Regions from separate parts of the Homo sapiens genome. Here region 2 is linked to region 1. A link is a contact called in ENCODE Hi-C or POLR2A ChIA-PET data. All regions are on one chromosome and are shown on one strand. The core of a region is the stretch at or near the end of the contact, and the rest is flanking DNA. Distances in the headings are between cores, read along the strand shown. Region 1 overlaps ATXN1 (ataxin 1). Region 2 overlaps ATXN1 (ataxin 1).

Evidence for each region. Hi-C counts contacts between places; a loop is a spot of excess contacts on that map. ChIA-PET counts read pairs that join two places held with the same protein, here RNA polymerase II (POLR2A). Pooled maps may share reads with other maps.
Region 2: a loop to region 1 is called in a map with no recorded cell type, with 7 times the contacts of the local background. The contact joins two enhancer-like sites. A Hi-C loop is called at or near these places in 1 of 168 maps with a recorded cell type or tissue (dorsolateral prefrontal cortex), 1 of 37 single-sample maps with no recorded cell type and 9 of 50 pooled maps. POLR2A ChIA-PET finds 5 or more read pairs at or near these places in 5 of 52 experiments (A549, A673, AG04450 and 2 more).

The regions. Positions count from the first base shown.
Region 1 is chr6:16,537,113-16,544,191 of GRCh38, reverse strand. All of the region lies in intron 4 of ATXN1 (ataxin 1), which reads left to right. Among named protein-coding and RNA genes, the nearest start is that of ATXN1-AS1, 220 kb to the left of the region's middle. Within about 2 kb of position 2,636, at least 8 of the 41 ENCODE cell types and tissues checked have a DNase peak (open chromatin) inside an H3K27ac peak, as active enhancers do.
Region 2 is chr6:16,687,133-16,694,211 of GRCh38, reverse strand. The region is part of intron 2 of ATXN1 (ataxin 1); the gene reads left to right. Among named protein-coding and RNA genes, the nearest start is that of ATXN1-AS1, 70 kb to the left of the region's middle. Within about 2 kb of position 3,256, at least 4 of the 41 ENCODE cell types and tissues checked have a DNase peak (open chromatin) inside an H3K27ac peak, as active enhancers do.

The DNA of each region.
Region 1 (7,079 bases), core at 1,387-3,886:
GCTGGCAAAGAGAAAGACGAGGAGCGTGGAATCGGAGACCTGGAGCATGCGAGGGACTTGAGAAATTCACCAACTCCCTTGTTTTACTGATTAGGAAACTGAGGTGCAGAGGAGAGCTATGACTTGCTCAGGATGGCACACCCAGGACTGGAATTTTCTCTTCATGGTCCAATACCCTGATGTTCCTCTCATCATCTCCAGTACTTCAGACTTGATAGTAAAAAAGGATTCTTGATAACATTATTATATTTTGTTATGTTTTCCCATGCTGCAATCGAGTCTTTAGGTTCGAAGTGACAACCCTGTTACTTTTGTTGCGAGACCCTTGAGTACTCCCAGGACAAATCTAGCCAACAAATAGCATCTTTAGTGACCCTATGGGAAGTCATTGGCTTCTAGCCCTAAACCCAGAGGTTAGAGTTAATTTTTAAGTGCTCGCCTTTAACTCAAGCATGAAGCTCTAAAAGCATCAAGTAGTAATGCTTGAAAACATCTAAATTCCTCTGAGCCCTAGGCATGCTTAAACTCTCTCTCTCTCTTTTTTTTTTTTTTTTTTTTTAGGAAAATAGCTGAAATGGTAGTGGTTAGAACACATGCAAACAGAATTACTGAATAAAATTGGTCACGTATCCCCTGGTTTAAGGCATATTTAGGAGTTCAATTCACATGTAATTGATCATTCTTTTTTCTCTTGGCATACTTTCCTGTAAGAGTCTTATGTGCCCTGCCTTTAGCATATGTGCAAGCCGATAAAGGATGTTCATTTAAAATTTTTACTATTTTAAAAATACACACAGAGGGGGAAAAGACTTGTCTTATCCCCAAATGAAAAGAATTAGAAATAATACTTTTGCCTGTAAACTTCTATCAGTTTTCCTGTCATGGGAAAGGGAACCATAAATTACTTTTTATAAGGAAAGTGGTGGTGCTAGGGCCACATGTCCCCTCCCGCACAGAATGAGAGGTGGTGGTGGCTGCGGGACGGTGGGAAGGAATGAGCGGGACCCAGGCCAGAGCTCAGCTCCCTGGGCTTTGCTTGTCTCGCATTTTGTAAACTCAAATGTCCCATCATTCCCAAAGGCCATTTGTGGACATGCTGTGATTTTATGCATCACCTTCTGGAAAGAATGTGTTCCGTTCCCTGTGAACTTATCCAGGTTGATACAGTAGTTCCCCCCACCCCCCATCTTCGGTGTCATTTTCTGCTGTTTCAATTACCCACAGTCAAGCGTGGTACAAAAACAGGTGAGTGCCATGCAATAAGATATTTTGAGAGAGAGAGAGAGACACCACATTCACATAACTTTTAGTACAGTATAATGTTATGATTGTTCTATTTTATTATTAGTTTTTGTTGTTAATCTCTTACTGTGACTTATTTATAAATTAAACTCTATCATGGGTGTATATGTATAGGAAAAAACATAGTAGATATACATAAAGGTACTATTCATGGTTTTAGGCGTCCACTGGGGTCTTGGAACAGATCCTCCATGGATGGGAGGACAACTGTCTTTTGAATGTGTCAGACACAATTGTGGCATTTCTTAGTGTCTTTTTCCTACTCGTTAGTTGTATTTGGCTGCTGCAAACACCTTGGGCTCCCAAGTAGTTGGGAATGTGGAAAGCTACATACTTTCCCTCTAGAGAGAGCCCCAGTGTGAAAAACTAAGATAGCCGTGTGTTTGCTGATCCTTGGGACGAGCCAGGGAAGGGCTCCGGGAGCACTGTGTGAATTAAGGCTGTCAAGACCAAAGTAACATAGGAGGGAGAAGATGAAAATGCAGCAGCACGTCTCTTAATGTGATCGTTTCTCTTTCCCCTTACTGAAGCATAGTGCTCTCTGCTATTTGAAGAGCGCAATTTAGATTTATATTAAGGAATGAATAAATAGGATGCGGTGATGAAATCTCATCTGGAGTGAATGCAGATTGTGGATGCTAATGACCGTGTGGCTGTGCAGAGAACCCATTGGAAGCCTGGGCGCTTCTCCCTCCTCTGTTCACCCACTAGGCACTCAAGAGCAACTCAGGCAGTGGGGAAAAGGTTATCTTTTTTTAATGTCTCTCAGTGTTGCATCTTGCCTTATAGCGCCTTAAAGCACTTGACAAGCCTTCAAGTAATTCTTGGTGGTGGCGTTTTCCCCCAGAAGGCCTTAAGAGATGGTTTTAATAGATACACCTATCAATTTATTCCCAACTTGAGCATTTTGCTGTCTTGCATCATTTGACATCACCAGAAAGTCCTTTGGTTACTTCTGTAGTTCACATTGTACTTTCTGTCCTTTGAGTTTTGGGTGCTCAGGGGCAAGATGTCAGAAATCCTGAGTTTTAGTTGTGCCACTGCGTAGCTTTGACCAAGTCACTTTACGTTAGCAGGATACAATTTCCGTGTTCATTAAATGAGGAGACTGGACTGAAAGCTCTTAGAGGCCTCCTCTAGCTCAGACGTTCTGTAACACTCAGGGCTTTCTGCCTCCTCTGATTTGGCGGTGTCAGGATACAGGTCCAAGTGCGGCACTGTGCCTTGCAAAATTGCTCTCTCTCCCTGGCCAGCTTTTCCACCACTGTGGAATGAAGTCTGCCGCCTGGAAGAATCCCAGATTTCTCAAAGGCGTCCAGTTCTAGGGAGCAGCGTGCAAAGCCCTTGAGCACACTTTGACTTCTTCTGCCCTGGCTGGTGATGAAAAACCAGGTCACCAGAGGTTGCCCTGTTTCCAGTGATCAGCCCTCGGGACTGAAAAAGGAACAAATACAGAAGAGCTCCAAAGAAAGAAACAGAAAGAGACGCTCAAGCTGGGAAGCTAAGAACAGGTCCCTCTGCTGGGGTGGAAGGAGAAAGAATCTTAATCCTCTGCCTTCCCCCATGGGTCAGAGTCGTAAATGGGTGAGACTTGAAGGTGTGGTTGGTCACCCTCTCTCAAAGTTTCAGGGCTGGGTCAGGTGTCCTAGTAGTGTTGCGTGGTGCAGTAGTGAGTCCCCAGCCTGCATTCTGCAAAGCCCCAGAGGCTCCCCATAAACTTTGAGGCTGTGGGCTGCCCTCAGCCTCTATTGACCGGGGCAGCGGGGCAGCTTCTCCTTCAGCTCTGTGATATTCTGAGGCTATGTAAAATAGTTTTCTTAGAAAGGTCCTGTGGTTAAAAAAAATTTTTTTTAAACCACTGGTTTAGTTACGATGAGCTCATATTCAAAGCAATATGACCTTAGACAAGTCATTTGATTTTCCCAAACCTCATTTTCCTTATTTCAAAACAAGTTTAGTCATATATTCTCAGCCTGTCTCCCACAGCAATTTAAGGATTAATTAGAGTCAGTTATTCATACCTTCACTCTATGAACACGGTATTGAACACCTTTCAGTAGAAGGCTCTGTTGGGAGAGGAACTCATAAGTAAATACATGAGACAGCCATTCCAAGCAGAGGGAAAAAGCATGTGCAAATATTTTGTAAACTGTAAAACACAACACAAACCTAACATTATGTAATATTGCTGTTCTTAACCAGGCAGTTTAATATAGTGACTCTAGAGCCTAACTCCTTGGCTTTGAATCCCAACTGCAGCCATTTATCAGTGTGACTTCAGGCACTTTACCTACCCTCTTGTGCCTCAGTACTCCAATCTGTACAATGGGAATAATAATAGAACTCATCTCACTGGGCTGTTGGGAGAGCTGAATCAGTTCCGGGCGCAGTGGCTCATGCCTGTAATCCCAGCACTCTGGGAGGCTGAGGTGGGTGGATCACCTGAGGTCAGGAGTTCGAGACCATCCTGGCCAACATGGTGAAACCCGTCTCTACTAAAAATATAAAAAATTAGCCAGGCGTGGTGGCACGCGCCTGTAGTCCCAGCTACTTGGGAGGCTGAGGCAGGGGAATCACTTGAACCCAGGAGGCGGAGGTTGCATTGAGCCGAGATCATGCTACTGCACTCCAGCCTGGTGACAGAACAAGATTCCGTCTCCAAAAATAATTATAATAATAATTAAGAGACTGACACAGAGTAAGCACTCTATAATGTTTATTATTGGTGATTTCACCAATGCACTGTGAAATTCTGTTTCTTGATTCTCAGCATTGCAGTCCCCTGTCATTGCACTTCCAGTTTTCTCTTCCCCAGAAGATGCATCCCGTGTTCGAGCGGAAAGGCAAGGGAAACATCATGTCAAGAAAAGAGTTCCGAACAGTACTCTGTTTCTGTGGCATGGATCCTCTTTCCTCTCCTTTTCTCCTTTTTTTGAGGTTGGATTGGCACTCCTCTCAGACTTAAACAAAGGCTTTGCTTTGCAGAGAGGATCTTTCTGCCTTCGGTGTGTCATCTGCCTCTAAGGGTGTAATTTGTTTCTGATGCATGCAGGGTGCCCCCTTGAGAAGGCTTTGTTGATGTTGTGCAGAGGTGTCCTGTATTGATCGGTGATAGAACTGTTCTATAGTGGGTGAATGAGGTAATTGTCATCAGGTTACTCTAGTCGGTGACCTTGAGGCTGATCCGATGACTAAGCCACAGAGGTGGATCCCTGGTTATAGAATGTCCTTGTTTAAAGGTAAATCGGTGTGAGAGTGACTAATAGTTTTAAAGAAATGATGGCAAGCAAATGGCATGCCCTTTGGTGAGAGACACAGTCTATATCAATAAGCTCTGAGGCCACCCATATCTGGGTGAGATATTGGGGCTGATTTTCAAGGGTTCCTTTATCTCTCTGCTCCTCTCTTATCTCTTTTCATTAGATTCCAATTCTCCATAACTTCCATGACCGTGTATAATACAGTCACTGCCATGACTGTGTATAATATCGTCAGTGTGAAGTTCAGAGCAAAATACATAGGCCTCTGAGCTAGTTGGCTGGGTTTCTTTTTTCTTTTTTAAAAAATTCAGCAGTGGGGTGGGACAGAGCTGAAGATGAAAAGATGCTTGATACAAGAGAAGAGAGAAAGCAAGCGTCATGATAAAATCTGCATGCAAAAAAACCCTTGTTATAAAATGAAAAGTGGAATGAATCATTAGCTATACATTTAAGCTGGATCAACACATTAGCCCTGTGATTAAGAGTTTCTAAAACCTACCTGCCAGCATCCCTGCTGTTGCTGAACTGGTCCTTTCTGCATGGGAATGGGTAGAAGTCTAAATGAACAGACTTAGAGTGGGTTGGCAGGTGAAGGATAGTGGGGGTAAGTAGTGAGGAGAGGATAGGTTAGAATAGTTATTTTGGGCTGGGCGCAGTGACTCATGCCTGTAATCCCAGCACTTTGGGAGGCCGAGGCAGGTGGATCACCTGAGGTCAGGAGTTCGAGACCATCCTGGACAACATGGTGAAACCCTGTCTCTACTGAAAAAACAAGAATTAGCCAGGTGTGGTGGCTCATGCCTGTAGTCCCAGCTACTTGGGAGGCTGAGGCGAGAGGATTGCTTGAACCTGGGAGGCGTAGGTTGCAGTGAGCCGAGATAGTGCCATTGCACTCCATCCTGGGTGACAGAGCGAGACTATCTCAATCGCAAGGACAAAAAACCAAACACCCCATGTTCTCACTCATAGGTGGGAATTGAACAATGAGAACACATGGACACAGGAAGGGGAACATCACACACCGGGGCCTGTTGTGGGGTGGGGGGAGGGGGGAAGGATAGCATTAGGAGATATACCTAATGTTAAATGACAAGTTAATGGGTGCAGCACGCCAACCTGGCACATCTATACATATGTAACAAACCTGCATGTTGTGCACATGTACCCTAAAACTTAAAGTATAATTAAAAACAAAAAAAAGATTAAAAAAATAAAAAGAACAATTATTTTGGAATCATTGAATAACAGTCAGCTCTTTGTATGTTGGTCAATAAAAGCAAACACCTATAATACTGCTCTAAGTGCTTTGTGCTATATTAACCCTTTAATCCTCACAACTTTTGTTATGTAAATTTTATATCTGAAAACAGTGAGGTTAAGTGATTTGCCCAAGGTCATTTAAACCCAGATATTGGCTCTGCCCCGGTGCCCTTAACACTTATAGCCTCTCACTGTCCTGGGTGGTGAAGGTCTTGAGGGCAAAGAGAGAAAGGAAATTCCTATTTTCAGTGGACATATTTCTTGTGCCGGTGGAAGGAATTTAATTATTACAAGGGGTTTCATCAAGTGCACTAATCTGGGAAGTTGCCAGCAAGCTGACCTGGGTTTAAGTGATTCTCCTGCTTTGACCTCCCAAGTAGCTGAGATTACAGGCATCTGCCACCATGCCTGGCTAATTTTTGTATTTTTAGTAGAGATGGGGTATCACCATGATGGCCAGGCTGGTCTCAAACTCCTGACCTCAGGTGATCCGCCCACCTTGGCCTCCCAAAGTGCTGGTATTACAGGTGTGAGCCACCGCACCTGGCCAAGACACCTTTTTTAGCTTCCAAATCGAAGTCTGTTTTTGCCTGTATCATGGTTGTATTTCAGTTAGAACATCATTTCTTTTTTTTTTTCTTTTTTTCTTTTTTTCTTTTTTTTGAGACAGAGTTTCACTCTTGTTGCCCAGACTGGAGTGCAGTGGTGCAGTCTCGGCTCACTGCAACCTCTACCTCCTGGGTTCAAGCGATTCTCCTGCCCCAGCCTGCCGACTAGCAGGGATTACAGGCACCTGCCACCACGTCCAGCTAATTTTGCGTCTTTTTAGTAGTGACAGTGTTTCACTGTGCTGACCAAGCCCATCTTGAACTCTTGACCTCAGGTGATCCATCTGCCCCAGCCTCCCAAAGTGCTGGGATTACATGCGTGAGCCACCGCGCCCGGCCAGAACATCCCAATACATAGGCAGCCACTTATGCACTAGAGTCCTTCTCGGAGGGTGAGCAGAGTTGGCTCTCCCTGTCGGTGGCATCACGTTGGCAGAATACACACACTTTTATCCTGTGGCGGTTGGCGAGGCCATTGATTTGCTGCGTAGAATAGCAAGGAAATACTCTAGACAGGTTTAACATTTGTTATTGCTAATGAATTTGTCAAGCATCGGAATTCAGGGACGGTTGATGCACACTTAAAATGCTCTGAAATAGATTTTACCTTTTATAAAAGATAATAATAATCTCATGTTTGAATCACAAG
Region 2 (7,079 bases), core at 2,007-4,506, 150 kb before region 1:
AATGTTAATTTCCTCTTCTCAGGAGCATAATACTAACTTACTCCTCTGTTTTTATATTTTTGAGTACTGATAATCGGATAGTGATATATTTGTGTTATTTTTTGTTCAAACAATTGAATTCATTCTTAGCAAGAACAAAAGTCTATTTGAAACATGTAGGCATCTTAGGTAGATTAAATTTTTCATTGTTTCAAGTTTTGACTTTTGTATTTCTGCACATTAGTGATCCTTGAAGATTAGGCAAGGCCAAGTTCTTTTGACTTTTATAATTAGTGTGTCGGAATCCCAGTTTTTCCTACCCTAGGGTGGACTGTATTTTTTACAATTAACTCTGTGAAGGGTGACTGGGGGTGGACTGGTGAGGAGAGGCTTCCAGTTACCAGAGAGCCTGTGACTTACTCTCTGTGCTTTTCCTAGGTCACCAATTTTCAAAGAATTTGAGTATAATTAAATACACTTCATAATAAACTAGGCTGAACATAATTTAATCTTTCCCTGAAGGTACTTCAGAGTCTTGGAGTGCTTTAGGGCCATGATGAGCATCAATTATGTTCTCACGGTGGGTGTGCAGAAGGAGGTAGTTAATAGAGTTCTGTTTGATCAAGTCCTGGGTGACTGGACATGTGTTCTGTTATGATTAGCAGTTCAGTGTCCAGGTTTTGGAACTGATGCTTAGTATTAAATTCTCAGGCAGGAGAGAATGGAATAGAGATTGACCTCTTTGGCTTTGAGAGGCTGAAAGTTGATGACGATAATTCACATGTACATGGTATATATAGCACTTTTTAGCTTCCAAAGCCCTTTCACATACCTTGTCTTCCATTGCTTGTTTCTTGTGATGTTCTGGAAAGGAAGCAAGGCCGCTGGTATCCCATTTTTACAGATGAGGACAGTGGAGCTCAGGAAGCTTGAGGGACTTGCCTAAGCTCATACAGTAGATCAATGGCGGAGACCACTGGACTTCAAATTCAGTGCTCTTTTTAGTATTTCAAAGGATACTAAACATTTGCTCACATCTCTGATGTTCTTTGTGCTGTATGTGTAGTAACTCATTTAATCCTCACAGTGGCCCTGTTAGTAGGTAGATATCAGTTCTTCTGGTACTATTACGATTCTCATCTTCAGAGCTGAGGCCACTGAGAGGCACAGAGAAGTTAGGGCATGCACTAGTGAGTGGCGGAGCTGAAATCTGAACTTAGAGCTTTGGCTCCAGAGCCCATGCACTCCACCATTATGCTACATGGCTACTCAGTGTACAGATACACTGAGCTTAAGTAGAGGAGAAAGCTTATCTATCCATATCTTCCCATCTGCAAAGACCTCTGCCTGTATGGGAGGTCTGGGCTCGTTCTGACTAAGGTTTTGAACCCAGATCTGCCAATTTGAGATCTTGGGCCCATTACTTAGCCTGAGCTTCAGTTTCCACATCTCTAAAGTGAAAATATAGAACATGGAATGTACCTGTAAGAACACAATGGAATACAGGTAAAGTGCCCAGCACACTGCTTATTCCTTAGCCTTCATGTTTTAGAAAGTGGTTGCTATTGTTTTTGTTGTTGGTGGTGGCGGTAGTGGTCTTCTTCTTATTATTATTTATATATTTACAATGGCCAAAATTATATGAAATGTTTTCCAAAAATTAGGTATTTGTACCCTTCATATGAATGTGTGTGTTAATTGGGTATAATTGTCTTTCTTGAGTCTTTAAAATAGACAAATCTTTTGATTACATTTGTTAATATTATTGTACCTACCTATATCTGACTTGACTTACAATTTTACTTCATTAAATACATAGCAAGTCATCTGAGAACCCAAAGTAATCATACAGATTACTTGCCATATAGTTAATTTGTGACTGTGATATGGCTGCTAAGGTAGAGGTTTGAATTTAAAAGCACAAAGAAAAATGTTTACTTCAATGGTTACAAATAGATTAATCATATAAAGTACATATTTGCAGAGTCTCGCTCAGTCGCCCAGGCTGGAGTGCAGTGGCATGATCTCGGCTCACTGCAACCTCCGCCTCCCAGGTTCAAGCAATTCTACTGTCTCAGCCTCCTGAGTAGCTGGGACTACAGGTGCGTGCCACCACGCCCGGTGTATTTTTAGTAGAGATGAGGTTTCACCATATTGGCCAGGCTGGTCTCGAACTCCTGATGTCAGGTGATCTGCCCGCCTCGGCCTCCCAAAGTGCTGGGATTACAGGCTTGAGCCACCACACCCGGCCTATTCTAAGGCTTGTTCTAAGGCTCACAGATGGCACCTTCTCTGTGTATCCTCACATGGTGGAAGAGGCAAAGCAGTTCCTGGGGGAGTTCTTTGATAAAGGTGCTAATTCCATTCAAGAGGGCACCTCCCAAGGGCTCCACTCCCTAATACTATCACGTGGGGAGTTAGGATTCGACATGTGAATTTTGGAGGCACACAGACATTCAGGCCAAGGCATAAACAGTGACCACTTTTGTTCTGTCTGTCCACACACTGCCTAGAGCTTCCATTTATTTCAACTACATTTGCTTTTTTCTTATTTATCTGTTCAGAGTATCTTCTCAGTGGCTATTTATTTACCACCCTTTAACATGTTTTCTTGACATTGTACTTCAGCCTGTATATGCTTTGCAACTCAGGAACTATGCTGGCTTAACTAATAGTACCTACTTAACAGGTGAAACTGACAGTAACAGCTTAATAGGTGCTTTCCATTTTTAACATACCTCAGCTTTTTATAAATACAAAAAACTCTCAATCTTTTAATGTGGTTTTAAATTTTAAACAGGTCTTCTTTCATTTTCCTTTACAGAAAACTGTAATACTGCATATGCATTTTCAAACTATGCATATTTCTTCTTCATTCCATGTGGAAGTTTTTATTCAGCCTTTCAGTAAATTTTACTTAGCTTGTCCCATGGATGCCGTAGGTGTAAGGAATATGATAGTGAACAAGACAGACAGAGCTCCTCCCCTCAGGGAGCTTTGCCATGATACACGATGATGACAATGATAAAAGGAGCAAATAATGATTTGGGACCTGATTCCAAAGGGATATTTCTGCGACACTTACAATGAAATTCCAACCTGGCACCATCTTTTTCACTGCAGAATGCATGAAGGTGGTTGCATCATGTCATTTCGACATGCATTTAAATGTAATGAAAGGCACAAGTAGTGATTGCAAACACTACAATAAGTTGCTTGTTGACTCTCTTACTGTCTTCCTTCTTATCTCCCTTTCTTCCTTTGTCTCATTCTCAGTTTTCAGAGCTTAGTCATTATTTCGTAATCCTCTCCTAAAATGAAATCTGGGGCTCTAAGGACAGGAGGCACAGGTTGTGTTTGAACAGCATCATCGTGCTTTATGAAGGGGATTGGAGGGGAGATTCTGCCCCACAGTATGGTCAGGTCTCGCTCCAGGCAGCACTGACTACATTGGTGCTGGTTGGGTAACTGTGGCTCGGCAGGTCACTCTCCCTCTTTCCACCTCCGTTTTCTCATTATTAGTAGAAGTCGAAATAGCATGGTTTTCTAAGGCCTCTGCCAATCTACAATTCTGTGATTCATATGTTCCTAAACACTTGAGTTACTTTTTCTCAATAAATGGAAATATATTTTCCAATGAGGCTGGAAATACATTTTCCAATTATCCTCTCCCCTGGTTTATAACATATCATCAATGTGTTGGGACTTCTAACACTGCTTCTGCTGTAAGCCCATCAAGAGGTTAATTACCTTTGAAGAATGAGGAACTGCTGGAAAAGAACTGTAAAACCTTCAAGAGAACTTTGGAGTTAATCCCTCTGGTAATAGGAATCAATGTCACTCACACATCTAGTTGCCAGTGGAGGAGGAATAACAGCACTGGGCCAAGTAGACTTGAAGGAAGGCAGGTTGCTGATAGAGTGGAGAGCTGAAGATTCTGAATCAAGCTCATCATGACTCTCTTCCTCCTCTTTGAGGCTACCCAATCAGAGCAAAAACAGTATTTTAAAAAACCTCAACTGGATGAGCCTGATGCAGTGGTGTGCTCATGCAGTCCCAGCCAAAGGGTCACTTGAGCAGAGGAGTTCAAGGCCAACTTGGGCAACATAGTGAGACCCCGTCTCTAAGACAAATAATAAACATCAAAATTAAAATTAAAAAAAACCCAACCCAGTGTTCCCTTCAGAATCCTGAGTGGTTTGTTTCATCTTCCTCTATTCTGGCTTGTGTCATCTTCCTCTCTTGTAATGGATAAAAACTCCAAATGAAGACAAAAATGAGGAATTTGTCAAAAAAATTGAATTGCCAACAAAAGCCATCTTTGGTTGATCAAACGGTACAGACGTTTCAGTTAGACAAGAGGGCTAAGTTTCTGAGACCCATTGTACAGGATTATTAATATTATTCATTTTTAGCCCTCATAATAAGGTATTATAAATGTCAAGATTGCTAAAAGAATACGTTTTTAAATGTCTTCATTATAAAAAATAAGTATGTGAGGTGATGGACATATTAATCAGCTTAATATAATCATTTTATAGTATATGTAGCTATATCAAAACATCACATTATAACCCATAACTACATGCAATTATTATTTGTCAATTAAAAATACAAATCTAGGCCAAGGTGGGAGGATCCCTTGAGCCCAGGAGTTTGACAGCAGCTTGGGCAACATAGGGAGACTCCATCTCTACAAAAAAAAAAAAAAGAAAAAAAAAAGAAAAAAAAAGGAAGGAAAAAAAAGAAAAAATTGACTGGGTGTGGTGGCTCTTGCCTGTAGTCTCAGCTGCTCGGGAGCTGAGGTGGGAGGATCCCATGGGCCCAGGAGTTTGTGGCTGTAGTGAGCTATGATCATGCCACTGCGCTCTAGCCTGAGCAAGAGAGTGATACCCTGTCTCAAAAGTAAAAACTTACAACAATATAAAAAATAAAAATTTAAATTATAAAAAGCCATCTTCTTTCCCACTCCTTCCCATTTTGATACAACAGTCCCAGACCCCAGACTTGCTTTCCTCATGAGTCATGCAGACTCAAGTATTGCAGTTCCAAAACACTGCCTGACTCACCAGCTCCATCCAAAAGAGTATGTATTGTCTTCATATGCCAGATAGGAAATTCCTGCTGCATATAGGAAAAGCAGTGTGTTTAAATACATGGACACACACACACATACACACACACAGAGTACACATATACACATCTGCATATACACGTACACATATGCGCACATATTCATACTATATATGTACATACACATGCAATACACATGTATACACACCACACACACACATACACACACATGCATCTCCAAGTCTATTTCCATGCTTTTTTTCAGTAAAGCACCTAGACAAAGGAGAGAGATGTCTAATCAGGTTTTGGTGGTTGTCAGGGATATCATAAATGAGAATCTCAAGTTACTAAACTTGATTTCACAAAATAGTTTATTGGTAGTTTTAGAATGGCATTGCATTTTAGGCAGCCCCAATTGTAAATAAGTGAGCCGGGTAAAAGCAGATTGGATGTCACCCAGAATATTTTCTGGAAAGGGGACATACACAAAATTCTCTCTTTGCACAATTACCCTGTTTTGGGTTTGCAATATTATGTTGAGCAAGGCTGGCTATTTTCCACCAACAGGATGTTACAGCTTGTCAAAAGTTATTCAACCTATAGTGTTAAGCAGGTACTTCATCATTACTGAATTTGGTTGATGCTCTATGGAGAAAGCCAAAGTTAGGAGTTTTGTCTGTCATTGAGGTAGAGACCCTCAACTAGGGAAGCTTTGAACTGTTCATCCAGCTGGTATTCTGTACCACCTTGCCTCTGGAGTTGAGCTTAGAACCCTACTTCCATTTTTTCTGTCACTTCAGGGCTGTTTCAACTATTGTTTCTTCATTTACTTATATCAAGTGTGTTTTCTCAATTCATAAGCATGGGAGACCCCAAGAGACAGATATCGCATTAGTCCTTTTTTGTTTGTTTAGCAGGAAGGTTTTTAAGTAAAGCTCCTAAATGATATGTCTCATTCTCATGGAAATTCATCAATATTGTTTTACTGTCTCCTATCTGGTTACTTTTTATTTTAGGTAACCACTGTGATACAATATACACAAGTCCCTGGATCATGAAAATAAATTGAAGAGCTAATGTTAATAGTAAGTTCTCAACCAGGGGTTATGCTGGAACCCAGGATACATAACCCACAGGAGGGCCCTCCGTGAACTCAGTTTTCATGGAATTGTCCCATACCTTCACAGGTAGAAGCATGGCTATGTTAAAAGTGGCCAATGAAAGTATAGTTTCTTTATGCCTTATACTTTGTTTGGTGAGGATTTCTGCCAGAGGTGTTTGTTTCCTTTAGTTTTCTGGTTGCTATGATTTTATACAGCTTTGGTGACCTCTATGAGTACCAGATAAAGTTAGGTATGATAAAGGCACAAAAAGACCGTAGAAGCCATTTGTATTCTAAATATAAATATACAGACTAAATTTGTATGCATTTGTGTCTTCATTCTTCACGGTGCTGTATCCTCCGTGTGTGTGTGTGTGTGTGTGTGTGTGTGTGTGTGTGTATTTCTTCTTTGATTCCAGGCTGCTTATACGAAAATGCTGATTCATAGTGTCACTGTCTTTTCTTTTTCCTGCGAAATTCTAAATCCGTTTCTAAACTTTTTCTACAACTCTGAGTTTAATCTCTCTAAAGTTTTTTTTTTTCCCTCTTGCGGACACAAGGCACTTTGCTTTGTTTATGCTAATAAATGTCAGACTAGCCCCCAAAAATTAGAAGAAATGCCAGTAATTTCAAAGGGCTCTTGAGCATGATTTTTTTTCCTGTTTCTTAATACATTGTACTTTTCAGAGTTTAAGTTTAGGTGCATGTAGGTGGTATTAGAAGATTCTTAGATTTTATTGGTAGCATCCAGACAATCTTGTCATCACCCGATATATATCACCTCTATGTGGTAGACCCTTGTGGAAATTTTCTCATCACGAAAGTCGAAAGTTTAATTTTGGAGAGGAAGAGGTTTTTCAGATACATTAAATAGGTTTTGCTACAATAAGGTGAGATGGTACTTTCAATTGAGCATTTCTCATAT